Regions from separate parts of the Homo sapiens genome. Here region 2 is linked to region 1. A link is an interaction called in ENCODE POLR2A ChIA-PET data of the cell type or tissue named here. Cell type or tissue: Caco-2. All regions are shown on one strand. Each heading gives the region's core, and the rest is flanking DNA. Links, peaks and the distances in the headings are about the cores only.

Evidence for each region. Peaks named below come from ENCODE experiments on the same cell type or tissue, not always from the same donor. Only the 100,000 strongest peaks of a DNase experiment are listed, where the experiment ranks them.
Region 2: POLR2A ChIA-PET joins it to region 1 with 7 read pairs; 3 of 35 experiments call an interaction of 5 or more read pairs at or near these places.

Annotation. Positions count from the first base shown.
Region 1 is chr20:32,506,054-32,516,774 of GRCh38, forward strand. NOL4L (nucleolar protein 4 like) reads right to left here. Exons shown (of 11, transcript NM_001256798.2): 4 at 5,294-5,403. LOC101929698 (a long non-coding RNA gene) reads left to right here and starts at 3,906. Exons shown (of 3, transcript NR_110619.1): 1 at 3,906-4,615; 2 at 5,162-5,335. RefSeq lists enhancers at 1-530, 531-1,212 and a silencer at 4,925-5,320. In Caco-2, for the core only: CTCF peaks have their summits at 3,711, 4,035 and 4,342; DNase peaks (open chromatin) are centred at 3,789, 4,404, 4,878 and 5,228; H3K4me3 peaks cover 465 bases.
Region 2 is chr20:32,613,504-32,624,224 of GRCh38, forward strand. No RefSeq gene overlaps it. Among named protein-coding and RNA genes, the nearest start is that of NOL4L-DT, 31 kb to the left of the region's middle. RefSeq lists enhancers at 5,597-6,097, 9,751-10,301. In Caco-2, for the core only: no CTCF peak of the experiment used is centred there; DNase peaks (open chromatin) are centred at 3,409 and 7,768.

The DNA of each region.
Region 1 (10,721 bases), core at 2,971-7,970:
TATTTATCACAGTTTTCTTAAAAAAATGAATGTGGAGAGTTTTTCAGGGTGGGCTTGTTTCCTTCTCCATTTAGGGGGATGGAAGCCTGAGAAAGTTCCTGCTGGAAATCTGAACCTTGATCCCTAGTGCTGACTGAGGAAGCGCTCTCTCCTGGGCCTGGCTTCCAAGGAGGGGGCTTCCTCGGAGTCCTGGCCTCCTTCTCCTCTGTTCCCCAAACTGGCTCCAGCCTCCCCTGGCCCCAGGTCCTGCTCCAGCTGTTACCTCTCAGCTTCCCTCACCCAGGCCCTCTCTGCTTGCCCAAGCCAGGCATTTTAAAAATAAGCCAGGCCCGGCACGGTGGCTCACACTTGTAATCCCAGCACTTTGGGAGGCCGAGGAGGGCGGATCACCTGAGGTCAGGAGTTCAAGACCAGCCTGACCAACATGGAGAAACCCCATCTCTACTAAAAATACAAAATTAGCCGGGCGTGGTGGTGCGTGCCTGTAATCTCAGCTATTCAGGAGGCTGAGGCAGGAGCACCGCTTGAACCCAGGAGGCAGAGGTTGCAGTGAGCCGAGATCGCGCCATTGCACTCCAGCCTGGGCAACAAGAGCAAAACTCCATCTCCAAATAAATAAATAAATAAGCCAGTGCCTCTGAACTTCCTGGCACTAGCCCCTTCTGTTTTCTGTCCCAGGTGACAGCTCTGTGGCTGCTGTTTTGTCCCCTCTACTAAGAAGAGCTCACTGTCTGTGAAGGGGTCTGCTCCTCCTCACCTGCCCTCCAGGACCCAAGGAAAATTCTGGGCCAGGACAGAACAGTAGAGGAGAGGGAGGCAGAGGTTAATGGGGGCAAGCTAGAACCTCCATCACGTGGGCTCAGACAATGGAGCTGCACCACTTCACACACTGCTGTGAGGACCATTAAAACCATTAGCGGGACATTAGCTCTGCTCCAGGAACTGCAGAGAGGGAGGCAAGGGAGGTGCCCACAGTCCTCCAGAGGTGAGCCCTGAGCCTCTCTGGGCCTCGGCTTCCTCTGGGTGGGAGAAGGAGCACAGTTGTCTCTCTGCTTCCACAGCTAATTTCTACAAGGGGCCTGAAATCTTCCTTCCCTGCCCCTTCCAAGAAGATGGCTCAGTCCTCTGTGCAACTAAATACAATTTCCATTTTATATCTTTTTAAGAGTATTCCCAAATAAAAAAACTCTTTGATCAGACCACACTCCACTATTTTCTGCTCAGTGTGGCCACTTTGATGACAGCTCTTGGGGTCTGTGTCTTAGGCTGGAGGTGCCGAGAGGGTGGAGTCTAACCCCCATAGCGGTGCCTTGTACATTGAGGACACTATAAATATTGGGTGCACTGAACCAGACTTCAAGAAGAATCTTTCTTCTTTCTGTGAATCTTGTTATTGAATTTTCATATTATCTAATACCCTCTGCAGAGAAGGACTCATTTTCTAGCATATTAATCTGATACAACTGGCCTACAAGTAACATGATTCTGTCCAGCCCTCAAGAAAATCCCACCACCTGCATTTTGATCAAAGCAAAGTGAGGGAAAATGTTCTCCTTATCTTACCATTTGTCTCTTGGATACGTGATGTTGGAAATAAACAGATTATTGAGATTTTTTCTTACCCAAAGTTTTCAGATATAGAGCTTTGTTCAGCATTAATAAAATATTTATCCTGGCCGGGCACAGTGGCTCATGCCTGTAATCCCAGCACTTTGGGAGGCTAAGGCAGGTGGATCATGAGGTCAGGAGTTCGAGATCAGCCTGGCCAACAGAGTGAACCATGTCTCTACTAAAAATACAAAAAAAAAGTAGCCAGGCCTAGTGGCGGCCTCCTGTAATCCCAGCTACTCGGGAGGTAGAGGCAGGAGAAATGCTCGAACCTGGGAAGTGGAGGTTGCAGTGAGCCGAGATCGCACCACTGCATTCCAGCCAGGGTGACGGTGTGAGACTACATCTCAAAATAAATAAATAAAATAAAATAAAACAAAATATTTATCCTGGTTACCGGTTACTTTAGAATTGGATTTATTTTCCATGTAACCTGCATTAGAAATTTGCAAACACTACAGATGTCCTCTTTTGGCATTTTGTGGTCAGAGTGATGAAATGAAACCACTCTCAAAGCCTTGTCTTGGGACATCGGATTTGACAGCAGCCGAACCTGTCCTGCGGCTGTGTTTGGATGGTGGGGAGTCATTCGCCCACCCTGGCCTGCCTTTGCTGCACAGGAAATAAGCTAGTAATTCAAGTATATGTATTTTTAGTTCTAACTCAAGCTGAAGAATCAAAGACTGCTGGGTCCTTGGCCCTTCCTTGATGCTGCAGATAAATAATCTGGTGAGCCATGTGATTTCATCTTGCGCCACGTGCCCAGCCATAAAACAGGGATAACGGCACTGCCTAAGAGGCTGAGGCCTTGAGAGCTCATTGCTTTGCATGGAGTGCTGAAGACTGACAGATGAAGGGCTCTAGGCATGAGGCGGGAGGCTGCTTCACCTGCCAGGTGGTGAAAGGCAGGCCTGAACTTCCATCTCCTGCCGCACTCAGAAGAAGCTGGCTACATTCAGAGGCCCCCACCTGGAAACTACTAATGAAGCTGAGGAAGTCACATCCAGCCCCACTGTAAGCAGAGGCCACCTCGATCTTGGCCCTGCCCCAGCTGGACTCCCAGAACACCCTGGAGACAAATGCCCTCCACAGTCCTTTCTTCCTTTGGGAGCTACCAGAGCCTCACCAGGGCAATTCCTGCATCTCAGGTCATGAACTTCGGTTCATCCCCTGATACTCATCAGGTGCTTATGCACACAACACTGTGCTTTCCCCCTTTTGCTTCGGCAACAGAACTCCTCACATTCTCTGCTGCAGCCACACCAGCCCCTCAAATCTCTTGAAGGCTTGGTCCTCCCTTGAGCCACAAGGCCTTTGCATAAGCTGTTCCCTTGGCCTGGAACTCTCTTCCCCTCAGATTCCACTCTCAGCTGAAGCTCCCTTTCTGAGGCACAGCTTCCCTGACCCCTGCCTCAGTCCACCCTCCAAGCCCACCCTAAGTACCCCCAGTGCCACGTGTCCTTCTGCACCATGGCAATGCCCCACTGATCACTTCCTCCATTGTTTATCACTGCCTGCTGTGAGCTGGGCATTTGTGTGGGATCCTCTGGCTGGTGTCTGTCTCCCCTAGATCAGAAGAAAATACAGGGATGCCAGCCGGAATCTCAGCACTTTGGGAGGCCTAGGCAGGCAGATTGCTTGAGCCCAGGAGTTCGAGACCAGCCTGGCCAACATGAGGAAACCCTGTCTCTACAAAAAATACAAAAAATTAGCAGGTGTGGTGGCAGGTGCCTGTAACCCCAGCTACTCGGGAGGCTGAGGCAGGAGAATCACTTGAACCCAGGAGGCAGAAGCTACAGTGAGCCGAGATTGGGCCACTGCACTCCAGCCTGGGTGGCAGAGTGAGACTCTGCCTCAAAAAAAAAAAAAAAAAAAAAAAGAAAAGAAAGAAAATCTAGGGGTACTGCTGTTTCTGTAAATCCTCAGAGCCTGGCTCACAGAACAGAGCTCCATAAATATTTGTGGAATGACTGAATCCTCGTTAAAGCACCTAACCCATAGTCTTAACTCCCCTCCTTCCATTGACGCAAGTGAAGATACAGTTAGGATTTTTAACCAGATCAAATATCTGATTTGTTAGTGAGAGATCGCAACTTGCACGACACTGACCACTACTGGTTCTAGTGGTGACCTGGATTTAGTGCCATTCTGTATGAAACAAAACCAGGGGGCTGTGCTTCCGGCTGTTTGTGCGGTTTTGTGCTTCATTCTTCATGGGCACAGATGAGCACGGTGATAACAGTGTTTACGAAGCCAGGTGCCGGAGACAGTGAGGATGGCTACAGGAAAGAAAGGCCACAGATTGCTCTTCAGTGGCAGTGAGAGGAGACCTAATGCAGAGGCTGCACAGTGGTGCTGGGATTCTATAACCAACAACAAAAGCAACACCCTCATTACCGACACTCCTGCAGCTCAAACTACTTTGCCTTTGTGCGTTGGAAACCCAACCCAAGCCCATTTTCCCCACTGGAATTATTTGTGATGATGTGAAGTTTTTGGAGATGCAACCATCCCAGAACAGGCACGCTCAGATGAGAAGACGTGGGAGACACAGTTCTAGCAAACAGTTCTACCGCTCAGAGCAAAGCCTACGTCACACAGCCTCTAGGGTCTGGGCACAGTGTGGGGACAGGAGGGCTGGCCGCCCTGCCTCTTGAAAGGAATACGCAGCTCTGCAGGTTCAAGCCACCCAGCTGAAGTCCTCAAACTGGGTAACACGGGCCAAGATGCCACCTGCACGTGTCCTGCTACATCACCATGGATCTGGCCAAGGAGCCACCACCCCCTCGGAGCACGCATGCTGGGGTTGTCAAGGAGACCAGTGCACAGGACGGCCGCACCCAGGGCTGGAGACCGGCAGCGCAGGACAGCTGCATCCAGGGCTGGAAGACAGACTCGAGTTCTGACCCATCTTTCAATGGGAGAGAAAGAATCCAATCCCCTGCTAGGGCCACAAGGACATGATGGGTTTGGATGCCATAAGAGATGAGAACACTCCAAGCTGAAGGCAAGAAGTGATTACCCTGGTTTTAGGCAGTGGTTGGGGGGTGGAGGTGGAGGGGAACTCACCTAGTCCTTCTTTGAAAGACAGTCAGGCTACGTGCTTTGCAAAGGGTTAGGAGGTGGACTGTGTGGGAAGGCAGGCGAGAGGGAGTTTCTTTTCATAGCCTGTTTCCATGGTGTCTCACGGCCCTTGGCAAACCCCAGCTGGGGAGGCTTGGACGGCCAGGAGGCCCCAGGTCCACCCTCCAAGGACTATCCCCTAGTCCTCTGGGCCCCAAGAGTGACAGAGGCCACAGGCAGGCGGCTACTCTCTCTTGCCTCCCTGGGGGAAGGTGGCAAGAGGCCAGCGATAAAGGGCAGAGCAGAGAAAGAACAACTCCAGGGGCCAGGGCTGCGGCTCCCTCCCTTCCACGTCCCCTCCTCCCCCTCCTCCCACGAGCCCACCCAAGGGGAAAGTTTTCTCCCTGAAGACCTGCAGGGCTGTCTGCACAGGAGACCCTCTCACGAGAAACACATTCTTGCCTCCCGCCTCTCCGCCTGGACAACCCAGATAACCAGATAAGGGCCTCTTTGATTTCCCGTGTGTTTACACAAGCTGTGGCCCCAAGTCTTGGAAAGAATCAACCACCGCCAGGCAAGTCAGGACGCCTCCAGGTGGGGTGAGGGGAGACGGCCGCCTTACCTGCTCCTGGGAATTCATCACTCGAAGCTTCATCTGCTTCAGGTAGGTGGAGGTGAGGGGCATGTTGTAATCAATAATCCCAGAGACCAGTGGAGATGGAGGCTCGTTTTCTGGCAGAAAGAACAAAAGGAAAGCCCTTTCAGTCTGTGCTGCGGGCCTGTTGCCCACATGGAGCATTTAACAGAGCCCGTGGAAGAGGAAGCCACCTTGGAGGAGAAGGGACAGGTCAGAGGTCGCAGACTCTGTGGCTCACCCACATCTGGCCCAGAGATGTGGACTGCATGGTGTCAAAAATATTTTTTTTTTATTAAATGCCAGTGTTCTATTTAGAGATTTCACACGTTAAAAAACAATGAGGCCGGGCGTGCTGGCTCATGCCTGTAATTCCAGCACTTTGGGAGGCCAAGGCAGGAGGATCCCTTGAGCCCCAGGAGGGGACACAGGCCCCAGGAGTTCGAGACCAGCCTGGGCAACACAGGGAGATCTCGTCTTTACAAATAATAAAATAAATTAGCCAGACGTGGTGGTGTGTGCCTGTAGTCCTAGCTACATAGGAGGCTGAAGTGGGAGGATCGCTTGAGGCCAGGTGGTCAAGGCTGCAGTCTGCAGTGAGCTGTGATGGCACCACTGCACTCCAGCCTCAGCAACAGAGTGAGAATCTATCTCTAAAAAACAAACAAAAAAACCCAGCAAACCCACCCCCACAACACACACACACGTTTATAGGAATTTTTGGCTTCTTTGAAGAACATAAGGTCTGGCCACATGGGGCCCCCACTCCCGAAGGCAAGCAACCACTGCCACTTCAGCAGCCACTTCTTTTAGACAGGGTGTGTGGCTCCCATTTTGCCACAGTCCCCACCACTCCTTATCATATTGCACAGCTTTGCTCATTTGCAAGTATCAATTATGATACTTGCCAGACCCTTGAAGGCATCTGTGTTTCCAACCACTGTCTAAGTCAGTTATCTTCCAGGTGAACACATGCCACTCTCACCTCACCCAATCCCGCCACCCCATAGCATCCCCCAAAAACATCCTCAGGTGCCTTATGCCTCCCAGGTCTGAGCCAGGCCTTCAGTAGCCCCCAAATTCTGGTTCCTCCTTCATCATATGCAGAGGAACATTCTCCTCCCATTTATTCCTTTGTTGTCCTGAAGATCAAAGTGATGCATGTTCTTTTTGCAGAGAATTTGCAAAGTACAGAAAGATGTAAAGAAAAAATTTAAAAACCATAATTGCACCACGCAGCTTGGCATATGCTTCTGTTTATTTTTTCCCTGTGATTTTTCTTTTTTACACATGATCTCATAATGCATACAGAGAATTCCAGTCTGCTTTTAAAAAGTTTTTTTTTCCTTAACATTTTGTCATAGGTATTTTCCCCAACATCAAGAATCTTATTTTGCTTTGTAAGTAGAATTTTTATGGCCATGTAATATTTTACCATAATTTGCTTAAGTCATTCTCTAACGATTGGCTATTTAGGTTGTTCCCATTGGGGCTATTATAAACAACACTGCAGGGGACATCTTTGTGCATAAATATTGCTCCGTATTTCTGATCTTATTTCTTGCCTTTTTGGAACAGATTACAAGAAATTAAAAGGTAGGGACATAATTTGATAACCATTAAAATCTCTGACCAAGCTGCTGTAGGAATTGTTTCAATTACTTGTTACCTGGCCTCCTCCTCCTTCTTCCAAGGACTTCAGGCCAGATTCATTTTGCCCCAGCCTTTTAATCAAAAGGTGCCCCTGGTACATAGTCCCACTGATGGGCTGGGATTTCCATAGCGTGAGGAAAAGTGGGAGCAACTTCCAGACCAAGTGCCCTCTACCATCACAAGGAGGCCCAAGAGACAGGCTGCAGGGTGACAGGGCCGAGGTCCAGGAGGACCAGAGGATATCCGGGGGTGACTTATAATACCTGCCCCTCAAGAGCCATAGCCCAAAAGGGTCCCTGCAACCTTGAAAACGCGATACCAAGGGCAAGAAGCCAGACATAAAACGACAACCACTGTATGATTCTACTTACACGAAATACTTAGAATAGGCAAATTCAAAGAGACAGAAAGTAACTCGAGGTTACTGGGGACTGGTGGCTGAGGGAATGGGACGTTATTGCTTAATGGGTACAGAGTTTCTGTTTAGGGTGATGAAAAAGTTTTGGAAATAGATAGTGGTGATGATTGCTCAACAGTGTGAATATAATATCTTTAAAATGGAACGATTAAGCCGGGCACGGTGGCTCACGCATGTAATCCCAGCACTTTGGGAGGCAGAGGCAGGAGGACTGCTTGACCCCAGGAGTTCAAGGCCAGCCTGGGAAACATAGTGAGTCCCTCGTCTCTACTAAAAGGTAAAAATGTTAGCTGGGTGTGGTGGCACGTGCCTGAAGTCCCAGCTACTCGGGAGGCTGAGGTGGGAGGATCACCTGAGCCCAGGACGTTGAGGCAGCACTGCGATCCAGCCTGGGTGACAGAGACTGTGTCTCAACAACAACAACAGAAACAAACAAACAAAATTATTAAAAAGGCAAGTTTTTGTGCTGTAAATGTTTTACCATAATTTAAAAAGGAAAAAAAGTCTGCCAACAAGCGGTGAAGTTACCCAAAGAGGACAAGGGAAGTTCCTGCTTGGCAAGGATAGGAACAGCCCTGCAGAAAAGGTGGGGACCCGGAATAGCTGGGGCCTAGAGGATGGGGGTCCTCTTTGACGCTGTGTACTTCTGGTGACTTTATAGATCAAATAACATTTTGAATAAAGTTTTACAGGAATGCAGAACTTAGTTTTGCTCTTTAAAGCTACCCTGTCACATATAGAATGTTTCATTCTTTGTTCTTTGAGGAAGAAGTAGACGTCGGCTGGGTGTGGTGGCTCACACCTGTAATCCCAGCACTTAGGGAGGCTGAGGCAGGCGGATCACCCGAGGTCAGGAGTTGGGAGACCAGCCTGACCAACATGACAAACCCCCACTCTCCTAAAAATTCAAGAATTAGCTGGGCATGGTGGCGCATGCCTGTAATCCCAGCTACTTCAGAGGCTGAGGCAGGAGAATCACTGGAACCCGGGAGGTGGAGGTTGCAGTGAGCCAAGGTCATGTCATTGCACTCCAGCCTGGTGACAGAGCAAGACTCCGTCCCAAGGAAAAAAAAAAAGTAAATGTCACTAATGGAATGGCTAAGAAACTGGCCTGAAAGGAACCACCCCCTCCTCCTCCTTTTTTTAAGAGAGACTTCTGCTTGGTTGGGTGGCAGGGATCCTCTGCACCGATACCAAACTCAAATGGGTTTCCACCCCACCGTCAACCTAGATTTGACTTTCTTAACCTCAGTGGGGTTTTAAACCCTAGCCCCATACATTGACCGGGTCGGATGCCACATGTCAGGCAGGCAGTCTAGTGATGACACTGAGATGGTATCGCTCAGAAGAGCCGTGGGTCCTGTTTTCAGAGGTGGATGTTTGGACTGAGAATTCTGCCATTTCTGTTTCCTCTAAGAGGAGGCTGTCTGGTGAGAAGCTGTTAAGCACCATGGTGAGTGTGACATCATGGTGAGTGTGAAGGGCGCCCAGCACTCTCGCGGCCCCGGTCGGCCCTTCGTTGGGTGTTGCAGGGATTGTCTAGGTTTGGGAGGCACGGAGGCGGGGAGCTGTGTTCTTCTACTGATGGTCGCCCCTGTCCTGACTGCAGTGTCATGACTGTTCATGAGAAAGTATCTTTAATAAAGCTAGTGACAGTGTGGCTTAGGAAAAATAAAACAGTGGCCAGGACAGCACCCTTGGGAGGCGTGAGAAGAGGTCTTCCTTGGCCTGTTCCCACCCCAGTGTCTCCAGAGATGAGAAACCACTTCCCGTGCCTGCAGGTAAGCCAAGAGAGCTCAGAAGAGGAAGGCAGGATGTCCTGGTCTTGGGGAAGCTGGAACATCCCGAGCAGACCCCTAAACCCATCGGAGAACACCTTACATTGCTGTAAGGTGAAATGCTTGATTTTGCAGTTCCAGAATGAGAGTTCTGTGGGGGAGGGAGGACCTCCGCAGGGAGGGGACATTCTAGGTGAGGAAATGAGCCATGGAGCCATGGGTGGGAGGTCAGAGCTCAACCACACCAGGGTGAGGAGAAAAGCAGGCAAGCTTTTCAGCAGTGAGGAGCCCCAGGTGTTCTGGATTCAATAAGTGGGTGCACACTGAGAGGATGGGCTTAGTGGGAAAGAGACGGAGCAGGGGCCAGTGGAAGCCGCAGAGTCAGATGCTCACCAGTGAGAAAAACGCCAGGATGGGGGACAAGGTCAGGTGGAAACGTGAACAAGGAAGAAGTGGGTTCCTTGGACTCTGAGACACGCCGCCCCCCTCCCTGCCCATGGTCAACATGTGGTGCCACACTCGAGCCTCTACAAATGACCTGATAGTGCGGCACCGCTGGACTCTGTTGCCATGGAGAAGGGTGAGCTAGGAGCTAGCAAGGGTCACGGAGCCTAAATCATCCAGCAGGTTGCTGGCAAGAGAAGCACAACAAGAGCCCAGAGAGATCTTTCAACATCTCTTTGCCAAGAAAAATGGAAACCAGCCCAGGCACTAGACCTAGTTTTATGCAGTCTCGAGAATAATCAATGATGTGGGTGCTTGGGCCAAGCCAGGTTGTTTGCTGGCCTGTGCAGCTGGGCGCCAATGGCACTCATCAACCAATGCAAACCTCAACCATGGGAGTGACCCTCATTTCCTCGTGGGAACACCAGGTGGTGATGCTCACAAGCTTTCACCTACAGCACGAAGAACTCTCAGTCCAGAGACAGGTATGAAAGATCTTCCAGGCAGGGGTGGGCGTCGAAGGATGTGTGCACGATGGGGGCCTGGCACAGAGAGGCCGTGAGACCAGCCAGCCTCAGGGGGTTCAAATTTGGAAACAGAGATCCCAGGCCTGAGACCAGCTCAAAAGGTGGCAAAAAAAAAAAAATCTCCTTCCTGGGGAAGTAAATCATTGAATTGGCAAGTCTTCGAGGAGTGCTGATGTGCATGCTATCCGGGTGGGGAACGTGAGGAAACTGTGTGCGGTGCAGTCCCCAGGCTCAGGAAACAAGGGTGAAGGATGAGCAGGGTGCGACAGACGTGAGGCCATTAGGGTCACTGGAGGAAGAGCTGAGAGGGCCCCGGAGTCGCTCAAGGAAGCTTCGTAGAGAGAATCGGAATGGGACTCACGAACTATTGCTCAGCTGACAGCTCCTTAGCACCTGCTTAGGGCTCCACACACACACTCTGGTTAGAGGCTCCCAGGAACCTTGTGAGGTGGGTGCTCATAGTAATACCCTGACTTTACAGATGAGGCAACAGCACACAGAGAAGCTATGCAACCTTCCCACAGTCCCACAGCAAGCAAGTGTGAGAGCCGGGAGAGGCCAGGCTGGCAAGGAGGGATGTGGAGGGGCCAGGCATG
Region 2 (10,721 bases), core at 3,215-8,214, 110 kb after region 1:
ATGGATAGATGGATGGATGGGAGGCTGGATGAATGGATAGATGGATGGATAGATGGATGGATGGGAGGCTGGATGAATGGATGGATGGATAGATGGATGGATGGACAGATGGGAGTCTGGATGGATGAATCGGTGGAAAGATGAAAGGATGGGAAGCTGGATGGATGAATGGCTGGCTGGATGAATGGACAAATGCATGGATGGATGAGAGGCTGACTGGCTGGCCATTTGGCTGGATGGATAGGAGGGTGCATAGGAGGCTGGCTGGATGAATGGATAGGAGGCTGGGATGGATAGGTGGGTGGACGGATGGATGGATGAATGGATGAATTAATGAATGAATGAGTGAATGAATGAATAAATAAGTGGATGGATGGATGGACAGGAGGCTGGCTGATGAATGGATGGGAGGATGGATGGATGGATGGATGGATGGATGGATGGATGAATGGGCAGATGGGTGGATGGGCAGATGGATGGATTAATGGATGGATGGACGGATGAATGGATGGGAGGCTAGATGGATTAATGGGGGAATGGCTGGATGAATGGACAAATGGATGGATGAGAGGCTGACTGGCTGGCCAGCTGGTGGGCTGGCTGGATAGGAGGCTGGATGGGAAGGTGGATGGGTGAATGGATGGATGGGAGGGTGGATGGGTGAATGGATGGATAGGAGGCTGGATGGGAGGGTGGATGGGTGAATGGATGGATGGGAGGCTGAATGGGAGGGTGGATGGGTGAATGGATGGATGGGAGGCTGGATGGGAGGGTGGATGGCTGAATGGATGGATGGGAGGCTGGATGGGAGGGTGGATGGGTGGCTGCATGGGAGGGTGGATGGGTGAATGGATGGATGGGAGGGTGGATGGGTGAATGGATGGATGGGAGGATGGATGGGAGGGTGGATGGGTGAATGGATGGATGGAGAGAAGGGTCCCTGAACTGGTAGACTCCTTAGTGCCCAGCATGAGCTCTGCCTGATTCCACTTAGGTAAAGGGAAATTCAATGGGCAAATGAGTCCTTCACTCCTTCCTTGCTCTCAGTTCTCATATCCACTCTACTCCCAGAGCCCATCTATTTTACCTCTAACTCTCTCTCCAACTCCCCTACCACCTCCCAACAAAGGCCACTACCCCCTCTAGCCTGGACACCGCAGCACCCATCTCACTAGGCTCCCTGCTGCCTTCCAAACCCTACTTCAGGTCATTCTCTGAGGGCAGTAGGAGGAGTTATGATGTAAATTAGCACCTACTTCCCACCGCCTCAAATCTCCCACTGGCTCTCCTGGAGCTCCTAACTGGGACTGAGTTACCTCTGGACCTCATCTTCCACTGCCTTCACGCAATCTCCGATCCCTCTGTGCTCTGCTATTAAGTGGTCTCCTTGCTGTCTCCAACAGGCACCATGCTCTCACCCACTCCAAGACTTAGAACACTCCTCTGCCACCCATCCCCAGCCTCAGAGCCAACATACCCACATTTCACCCACCTACTTCCTACTCCCCTTCAGATCTCAAGTCAGCAGCCACTTCCACAAAGAAGCCCTCCTTGACCCCCAGCCTGGACTTTTATTTTACAGCTCTTCTTACAGCTGCAGGCATGTGCTTGCATGGTTAGTAACATCTGTCCCCCAGGACACAAACCAGCATGGGCCTGGGGCTCTGTCTGTCCCATTCCCCGCTAGGCCCCTGTACCTAGCATAGCATCTGGCACTAAGTCAAGCTCATTGAGTATTAGTTTATTTATTTTAAATATAAAGGTTTTAAATAAACTGCACACAGGCTGGAGTGCAATAGTGTGATCATAGCTCACTGTAGCCTCAAACTTCTGGGCTCAAGAAATTCTCCTGTCTCAGCCCCCCAAGTAGCTGGAACTACTGGCATATGCCATCATACCTGGCTAATTTTTTTACTTTTTTTTTTTTTTTTTTTTTTTTTTGTAGAGACAGGGTCTCACTACGTTGCTCAGACTGGCCTTGAACTCGTGGGCTCAAGAGATCCTCCCTTGGCTGGGTGCAGTGGCTCATGCCTGTAATCCCAGCACTTTGTGAGGTCAAGGCAGGCAGATCACCTGAGGTCAGGAGTTCAAGACCAGCCTGGTCAACATGGCGAAACCCCATCTCTACTAAAAATACAAAAATTAGCCAGGCACAGTGGCACACGCCTGTAATCCCAGCTACTCGGGAGGCTGAGGCAGGAGAATCACTTGAACTTGGGAGGCAGGGGTTGCAGTGAGCCAAGATCGTACCGCTGGACTTCAGCCTGGGTGACAGAGCCAGATTCTTGTCTCAAAAAAAAGAAAAAAGATAGAGATCCTCCCTCTTCGGCTTCCCAAAGTGCTGGGATTACAGGTGTGAGCCACTGTATTTGTTGAGTGAATGAATGAACAAATGAATAGATGGAAGCCTGCATGAATGGGAGGGTGAAGGATGGATGGAGAGAAGCAGAGTAAGGAGCCAGGAGGGAGAGGGTGAGGGAAAAGCTGTTTTCACAGGGTGGCTGAAGGTGGAGGAGCCATTCTCAAAGGAGGTAACATCTGAGAAGAATCGGGGGCCATGGGCTATGGCTCACGCCTGTAATCCCAGCACTTTGGGAGGCTGAGGCAGGAGGATTGTGGGAGGCCAGTAGTTAGAGACCAGCTGGACAACATAGTGAGACCCTGCCTCTACAAAACATGAAAAAGTTAGCTGGTCGTACTGGTGCACACCCGTAGTCCCAGATACTCAGGAGGCTGAGGCAAGAGGATCACTTGAGCCCAGGAGTTCAAGGCTGCAGTGAACCATGATTGTGCCACTGCACCCCAGCCTGGGCCACAGAGCAATACCCTGTCTGAAAGAGAGAGAGAGAGAGAGAAAGCATCAAGGGGGAGGAGGGAGGGGCCTTGTGAGCGCTGGGGCAGAGGACACGGCATTGCAAGGATCTGCCCCACCTGGGGCCAGCACACATCTGGTACAACCAAAGGACGCAGGAGTAAGCAAGGAGGAGCAGGGTACTGGAGAGGCCAGCAAGGGGTCAGCAGAGCCCCTGGGCCCTGGGGCTGGTCCCAAGGGTGATAGGAGGAGCCAATCAAGGGCCTGGGACAGAGCAAGACTTTGTCTGACTTTCTCCCCTGAGTAGAACATAAGTTCAGGGAGGGCAGGCCCTGGTGTCTTGTTTGTGGTTGTGTATGCACCTAGTGCTGAGTTCAGTGAGTGGCAGAGTGGATTCTACACCGGCGTCGGAGGACACATCTGCCACCCCTGCTCCCCAATACAACCCATTTCCTGCCCAGCAGTCACAGGGGTTCTTCTAAAACAGGTGGTGTCTTTCCTCTGCTTCAAGCCCTCTCCTGGCTTCTGGATCACTCAGAGGAAAAGCTCAAGGCCTTGTGATGGTTCACAGGCCCTACCTCAGGGATTCTCAGCCCCAGCACTAGTGACACTTGGGCCGATGACTCTGTTGTGCAGCCTGTCCCGGGCACTGTAGGACGTTTAGCAGCATCTCTGGCCTCTACCCACTAGATGCCAGTAGCACCCACTCCCAGTGGTGACACCAAAATCTTCAGATACTACCAAAGGTCTCCTGGGCGACAAAGTCTTCCCTACTGCAGGGAGAGGAGGGATGGAGGAGACCTCTGTCCTAGACCCCTACTGAAAATAGCACCCCCAACACTTCCCACCCTGGCTCCCAGCTTTATTTTCTCCATAGCTCCTAACAGCATCTGCCATTTCTTTGATTTATTTGTGTGTTCAGTTGGTCTGACTCTCAACCTAGAATGAGCTCCCTGAGGGCAAGTCCTAGCTTGGATCTCCCCTGGGGCAGCACAAGGTGATCTCCCTCTGTTTGCAGAGATGATGCCTTAATCTCCTGAATTTGGATCCTATCTCTTTGAATTCGGATTGTCACTCCCTGTTTGACGGAAGAAAAAACTGAATAAGAAAAAAAAATGGAGGCTGGGCATGGTGGCTCATCCCTGTAACCCCAGCACTTTGGGAGGCCAAGGTGGTCAGATTGCCTGAGGTCAGGAATTCAAAACCAGCCTGGCCAACATGGTGAAACTCCGTCTCTACTAAAATTACAAAAATTAGCTGGCTATGGTGGCGGGCACCTGTAATCCCAGCTACTCGGGAGGCTGAGGCAGGAGAATCGCTTGAACCCGGGAGGCAGAGGTTGCAGTGAGCCGAGGTCGTGCCACTGCACTTCAGCCTGGGTGACACAGCGAGACTCCATCTCAAAACAAACAAACAAACAAACCAACAGGATCAGAGAGGTTGGGTGACTTAGCCCAAGGATGATCGGCTTAGCCTGTGATGCTGACAGGACTGAAACCTAGGGCCTCTGCCTCTAAATCTCAGTTCATTTGACTCTGTCTGTGTCCCTGACAGGCCTCAGCCTGGGACAGGGTGGGCAACGAAGAGGCCAGAGCAGCTGGGTCCCAGGAAATGAGCACTCCATTGGGGCTCGAACCCAGGACCACCTGGATATGAAGCAGATGAGAGATCTCCCCACCAGGCATGAGAGTTGGGGGAGCGGGGGGGCGGTTATTGCTGGGGATGCAGGTGAAATTATTCCAGTGATTCATTCATCCTAATTGACAAGGTTCTATTGAATTCCTTAAAAGCCCCAGGCTGTGCATTTTGGAAAACATGGCTGCAGTGCACTGGGAAATGTCCTCTGATATCATGCAGGACAGCAGACACTCTTTAAAGACAAAAGTTGGGCCAGGGACAGTGGCTCAAGCCTATAATCCCAGCGCATTGGGAGGCTGAGGCAGTAGGATCACTTGAGCCCAGGAGTTCAAGACTAGCCTGGGCAACACAGCGAGACCTCATCTCTAAAGAAAACAATAAAATAAAATAAATCAACCAGGTGTGGTGGCGCATACCTGTAGTCCCAGCTACCTGGGAGGCTGAGGCAGGAGGATCACTCGAACACAGGAGGTTGAGCCTGCAGTGAACCATGATTACGCCACTGCACTCCAGCCTGGGCAACCAAGTGAGATCTTGTCTCTTAAAAAAATAATAATAAAATAAAAAAATGAAAAATAAATAAAAAGGATAAAAGTTTGTTGAATTTACCCAGTATACATTCCAATTGGGGTGGGATGCTCAGGAGAATGGGGTGCAATTTCCTGAAGAAGAGAATGAGCTTTTCATAAATTACCAGGAGGAAAATAGTGCATGTCAGAATAAACTCTGTCAAGAAATACAGCAGGGCAGCCGGACAGTTAATAATTCAGAGCTGTTCCATAGCACTCCTCGGGATTTAAAAAATATTTCCTTGGGATTGTTGCTTAAAAATACTGTTAATGGCCGGGAACCTTCTCATTGTCATTAATGGGCCAGCTGGGTGGGGCTCCTGGTGGTCCCCCAGGAAAACACCAGGGACACCCATCTCATTTTCCTCGCAGAGCCCAGGATGGGCGGTGAGGACTGGCAGGCTCAGAGGGGGCAAAAGTCCAGCCCCAGACCACACAGCTAGGAAATGGTGGCTGGAGCTCCAATGGGAACCCAGGTTGACTTTCAATGACTCCACCCTGACTCCGGGCAAGGGTTTCCCCTTCTCTGCACTTCCAGTTTCCTCATCTGTAAAATGGGGACCCATGTATTAGCTCAGAGAACAAATATTTATGGAGTACTTGATTTTTTGTTTGTTTTTTGAGATGGAGTCTCGCTCTGTGGCCCAGGCTGGAGTGCAGTGGCACATCTCGGCTCACTGCAACCTCCGCCTCCCAGGTTCAAGCAATTCTCCTGCCTCAGCCTCCCGAGTGGCTGGGATTACAGGCGCCCGCCACCACGCCCGGTTAATTTTTGTATTTTTTAGTAGTGACAGGGTTTCGCCATATTGGCCAGGCTGGTCTTGAACTCCTGGCCTCAGGTGATCCACCTGCCTCGGTCTCCCAAAGAGCTGGAATTACAGGCATGAGCCACTGTGCCCAGCCGGAGTATTTGTCAAAATCCAGGTGTTAGGATGGACGGTAACCGAAACAGACCCAGTCCTCTCACTTCATGGAACTCGGTCTGGTGGAAGAGTCAGACAGTGACCAAATATATCTCCTCAAAAATGGTAATCGGTATATCTAGAAAACAAAGACGAGTAAAGGGACAGGGGGGAGGGGGGAGATTTCAGTTAGGATAATCAAGGAGAGCCTCCCTGGGCAGGTGGCAATTGATGACAGACCTGGAAAAACAGAGAGGGAGCTGAGAGGCTTTCAGAAGAAGAGGGCGGTGAGAACCGCAAGTGCAGGGGCCCTGGGAGGGGCTTTGCCTGCAGTATTGGAGGAACAGAGAGGGGCCAGCGTGGCTGGAGCACAGCGAGCCAGCGGGAGAGAGGTGGGAGGAGAGGTCAGAGAGGACGGCAGCGGCCAGCTCCTGGGAGACCCTGTAGACGTTTGAATTTTATTCTAAGAATGATGAAGATCTGCCACAGGGCTGGTTTGCAGGGGATGGATTGGTTATCTATTTTATTGGTTTATCTATTTATTGGATTGGTTATCTATTTTAAAAAGATCCCCTGAATGCCAGACACAGTGGGTTGTGCCTGTAATCCTAGTGCTTTGAGTGGCTGAGATGGGAGGATCACTTGAGGGTAAGAGTTTGAGACCAACATGGACAAAATAGCAAGACCCTGTCTCTCTATATATATGTTTTTTAATTTAGACCGGGCACAGTGGCTCAAGCCTGTAATCCCAGCACTTTGGGAGGCCAAGGCGGGTGGATCACCTGAGGTCAGGAGTTCGAGACCAGCCTGGCCAACATGGCGAGAGCTCATCTCTACTAAAAATACAAAAAAAAAAAGACTTAGCCAGGCTTGGTGGTGCATGCCTGAACTCCCAGCTACTACTCAGGAGGCTGAGGCAGGAGAATTGCTTGAACCCAGGAGGTGGAGGTTGCAGTGAGCCGAGATTGCACCATTGCACTCCTGCCTGGGTGACAGAAGGAGACACCGTCTCAAATTAAAAAAAAAAAAAACTATGTGTGATGGTGCACACCTGCGGTCCCAGCTATTCAAGAGGCTGAGTGGGAAGGATCACTTGAGCCCAGAAGGTTGAGGCTGCAGTGAAGTATGGTCACACCACTGCACTCCAGCCTGGGCGACAGAGCAAGACCCTGTCTCTACAAAAAAAATAAAAAATAAAAGACCCTCTGAAAAGTCTCCAGATTAAATTGTCAAATGAAAAATGAACAGGACAGAACCACATGCACAGTATGCTACTGTCGGCTTTAAAAAAAAAAAAGGTATGCATTGTATATACATAAAATTATCTCTGGCATGATAGATGAAAATAGGAGAAGCTGCCTGCCTGTGAGGAGGAGTCCTGGCTGGCTGGACTGGGTGGGAGGGATCATTTCTACATTTTTTCTTGCACCTTTTGAATTTTGAACCATGCAAATTTGTTACCTAGTCAAAAATAAATAAATAAATACTTTTTGGAAGTAAAGAAAAAAAGAAAAAAGAAAATGAAAAAGAAAGGCCCCTCTGGCTGCCGTGTGGATAATGGATTATAGATTCACCAGGGTGGCTGGGGTGGGAAGGAGGCTTGAGTGAGTTGGTGGGGATGAGGCTGGGGGTGGGATAGTGGGGAGGGGGCTGAGGTGGGGAGGAGGCTGGGGTAGGTTGGTGGGGAGGCTGGGGTGGGGAGGAGGCTGGGGGTGGGATGGTGGGGAGGAGGCTAGAGTGGGGAGGAAGCTGGAGTGCAGAGGAGGCTGGTGTGGGTTGGTGGGAAGGAGGCTGGGGTGGGGAGGAGGCTGGATTGGTGGGGAGGAGGCTGGGGTAGGGAGGAGACTAGGGTGGGGAGGAGGCTGGGGTGGGGAGGTGGGGAGATATTTTCAGTTCCACTGTGTAGATGAGGACTGTGAGGCTCAGACAGGCCAAATGCCAAGCTGCAGACCTTTCGGCTGGAAAATGGAGGATGGGCTTGGATGAGAACCCAGGCCCATCAGGGTCCTCATTACCTCCCTTCTGTTCTCTGCTATGTGTTCCCTTGAGGCCCCGGTATGAGGGATTTGGTTCCCTGGGTCCCGTACCTACAGCAAGATCTTGACCACAATAGGTGCTCATAAATGTTTGCTGAGTGATGAATTTGCTCATTTGATCATTCATTCATTCAACAAATGTATCAGTGACTCCTCTGTGCCAGGCATGGTGCTAGGGCCCTGGGATTCAGCCTTGAACAAGAGAAAGCTCCCACCGTTTTGGAGCTCACATTCTCAGGGGGCAGGGGTGTGACAGGCAATCAAGATATGTATAATATGAGCACTAAGAAGAAGAGAGCAGACCAATTGAGAGGGGAGGTGCCTTCAGATGGTCAGGGAGGGCTCGGAGGAGGAGGGCATGTGACAGTAGAGACTTGAAGAAGTGTGGGTTGGGTGCCTGTAATCCCAGCACTTTGAGAGGTTGAGGTGGGAGGATCCGTTGAGGCCAGGAGTTCAAGACCTTCCTGGGTAACAGAGAGAGACTCCGTATCTACCAAAAAGCCGGGTGTGGTAGTGCACGCTGTGATCCCAGCTACTCTTGGAGGCTGAGATGGGAGGATCACTTGAACCCAGGAAGGTGGAGGCTGCAGTGAGCCATGGTTGTGCCACTGCACTTCAGCCTGGGCAACAGAGTGAGATCTTGTCTCAAAAAAAGAAGAAAAAAAAAGCGGTGTGGAGTTTGCCCCGGGGACACTGGGGGAAGGCCATTGTAGGCAGAGGGAACAGCAGGTGCAAAGGCATGAGGTGGGCTCGTGCTTGAAATGTCTGAGCAACAGCAAAGAGGGGCAGTAGAGTGAGCCAGGGGGACAGGCAGCCAGGCTAGGCCATGCCTCGTGGGTGCTGGATTCCTCCGGGGATGGCAGAAGGCTATGGAGGGCTCTGAGCAGGGGCTTAACAGGCTCCGAACGAGGTTTAAAGCGAATGAAGCTGCGCCCTGTACCATCTGTGGCGTGGGGACCGTGGCGGCCTAAGCTGCACAGGCTGCCTTGCAAGATTCTGGGAGAAGAAAATCTCAGAGTGCTGAGGCCAGAGGGACTGCCCCACCCTGCAAGGATCTTGGGTGTTCTGGAGGGGACCTGGCAGTGCAGACAGAGCCTGGGGTTCATGTCCTGACTCTACCACCTCCCAGGCGCAGAGCTCAAGACTGCTCCTGGGACCTCCGCTGTCTGCCTTGTCACAGGGGGACAGGGTCAGGGAGGGAGAAGGATTCCTGAAGGCTGGCGATGCTTGGTGTCCCGCAGTGCAACTGCCAGTGGCAGAGCCCGACCCGGGCAGCTGAGGCCCACCAGGAGGAAGCAACGGCCTGGAGGCCGAGGGGCCACCGCCACCTCCACTGCCCGTCGCTGCAGTCCTGGCTCTGGCTCCGGAGGCCTGGCTGTGGCCTCCTGTGCTTTCACCATCTGTGCACTGCGCTGGCCAGGCGTGCCCTGCTCTAGGGTGCCCATCTGGACGCCAAGCTGACAGCACATCCGGCTCGAGCAGGGCATCTTACAAACCATCGTTAGACCTGTCAGGCTTCCAGCAATTTTGTTTGGTTTTGGTTTGGTTTGGCCCCACTCCTCTCCTAGGGAAGGGAGAGGTCAGGGAAGGGAGAGGAGAAAGGAGCTCAAGCTTCCTGTCTACTCTTTCTGGGCTGGCCAACACTCACCATCTCATTCTGTCTTCTCAGTCCCCATTGACAGGTGGGGAAACTGAGGCTGAAAATGGTGACTGTCCAAGGCCACTTGAGGGTTAAGTAGCAAAGCCAGAAGTTAAATCCAGGGCTACTCTTGGAGGCTGAGGTGGGAGGATCGCTTGAGCCCAGGGGAAGGTCAAGGCTGCAGTGAGCCATGGCTGTGCCACTGCACTTCAGCCTGGGCAACAGAGTGAGATCCTGTCTCAAAAAAAGAAAAAAAGAAAAAAGCAGTGTGGAGTTTGCCCTGGGGACACCGAGGCAAGGGCATTGTAGGCAGAGGGAACAGCAGGTGCAAAGGCATGAAGTGGGCTCGTACTTGAAATGTCTGAGCAACAGCAAAGGAGGGCAGTAGAGTGAGCCAGGCTGGACCACGCCTCATAGGTGCTGGACCTTCTCCCCAGTCCCAGTTCCCACTGGCACCTGACTCCTGGTAGGGGCTTGGGTGTGGGTGGGGTAGAGAAAACAGCATCCTCATTCCAGATTCTGGGCCAGGAAAGGCTCCTGGCCATGGTTCCTCTGTGGCGGTGGGGAAGAGGGCCGGCGGGCAGGCTGTGCTGTGAGCCTGGCTCCCTCCTCCCTGTGGAGGGGCCATGACCCCGGCTCAGGTGACACAGCACCTGCAGCACGAGCCGCCACCTGCCTGGCCTGCTGGTGACAATATTCCCCGAGCAGCGGGCAGGCTAGGGGGCCTCGGTTCACCGGCCCAGCCTCGGGAAGCCCAGAGAGAGAGGTCAAGTGTGCTGCTGCCAGGCTTCCAGAAGCTTCTCCAATTTCTGCGGTCCCAGCAACTTTTGGTACGGATCTAGGGCAGTCTGACCCCTGCTGGACCCCTCACAAATGCCGGGTCCCGTATGCACACTTGAAGGTCGCTGCCACCACGAGCAAGGCCTTCTGCCCTTGGCCTGTTAGGGGCCTTGGAGACTCTGGAGAAAACCCCCAGTGGCACCACTGGGCCCAAGAGCCACCAGCAGCCAGCGCCATTGTCGCCACTGTGGGTTAAGAACTACCCTCCCTCTACTGTGGGTTAAGAACTACCCTCCCTCTCCCACTTACCTTTTAAAAAATGCCTATAATTTTACAAAGGAGAAA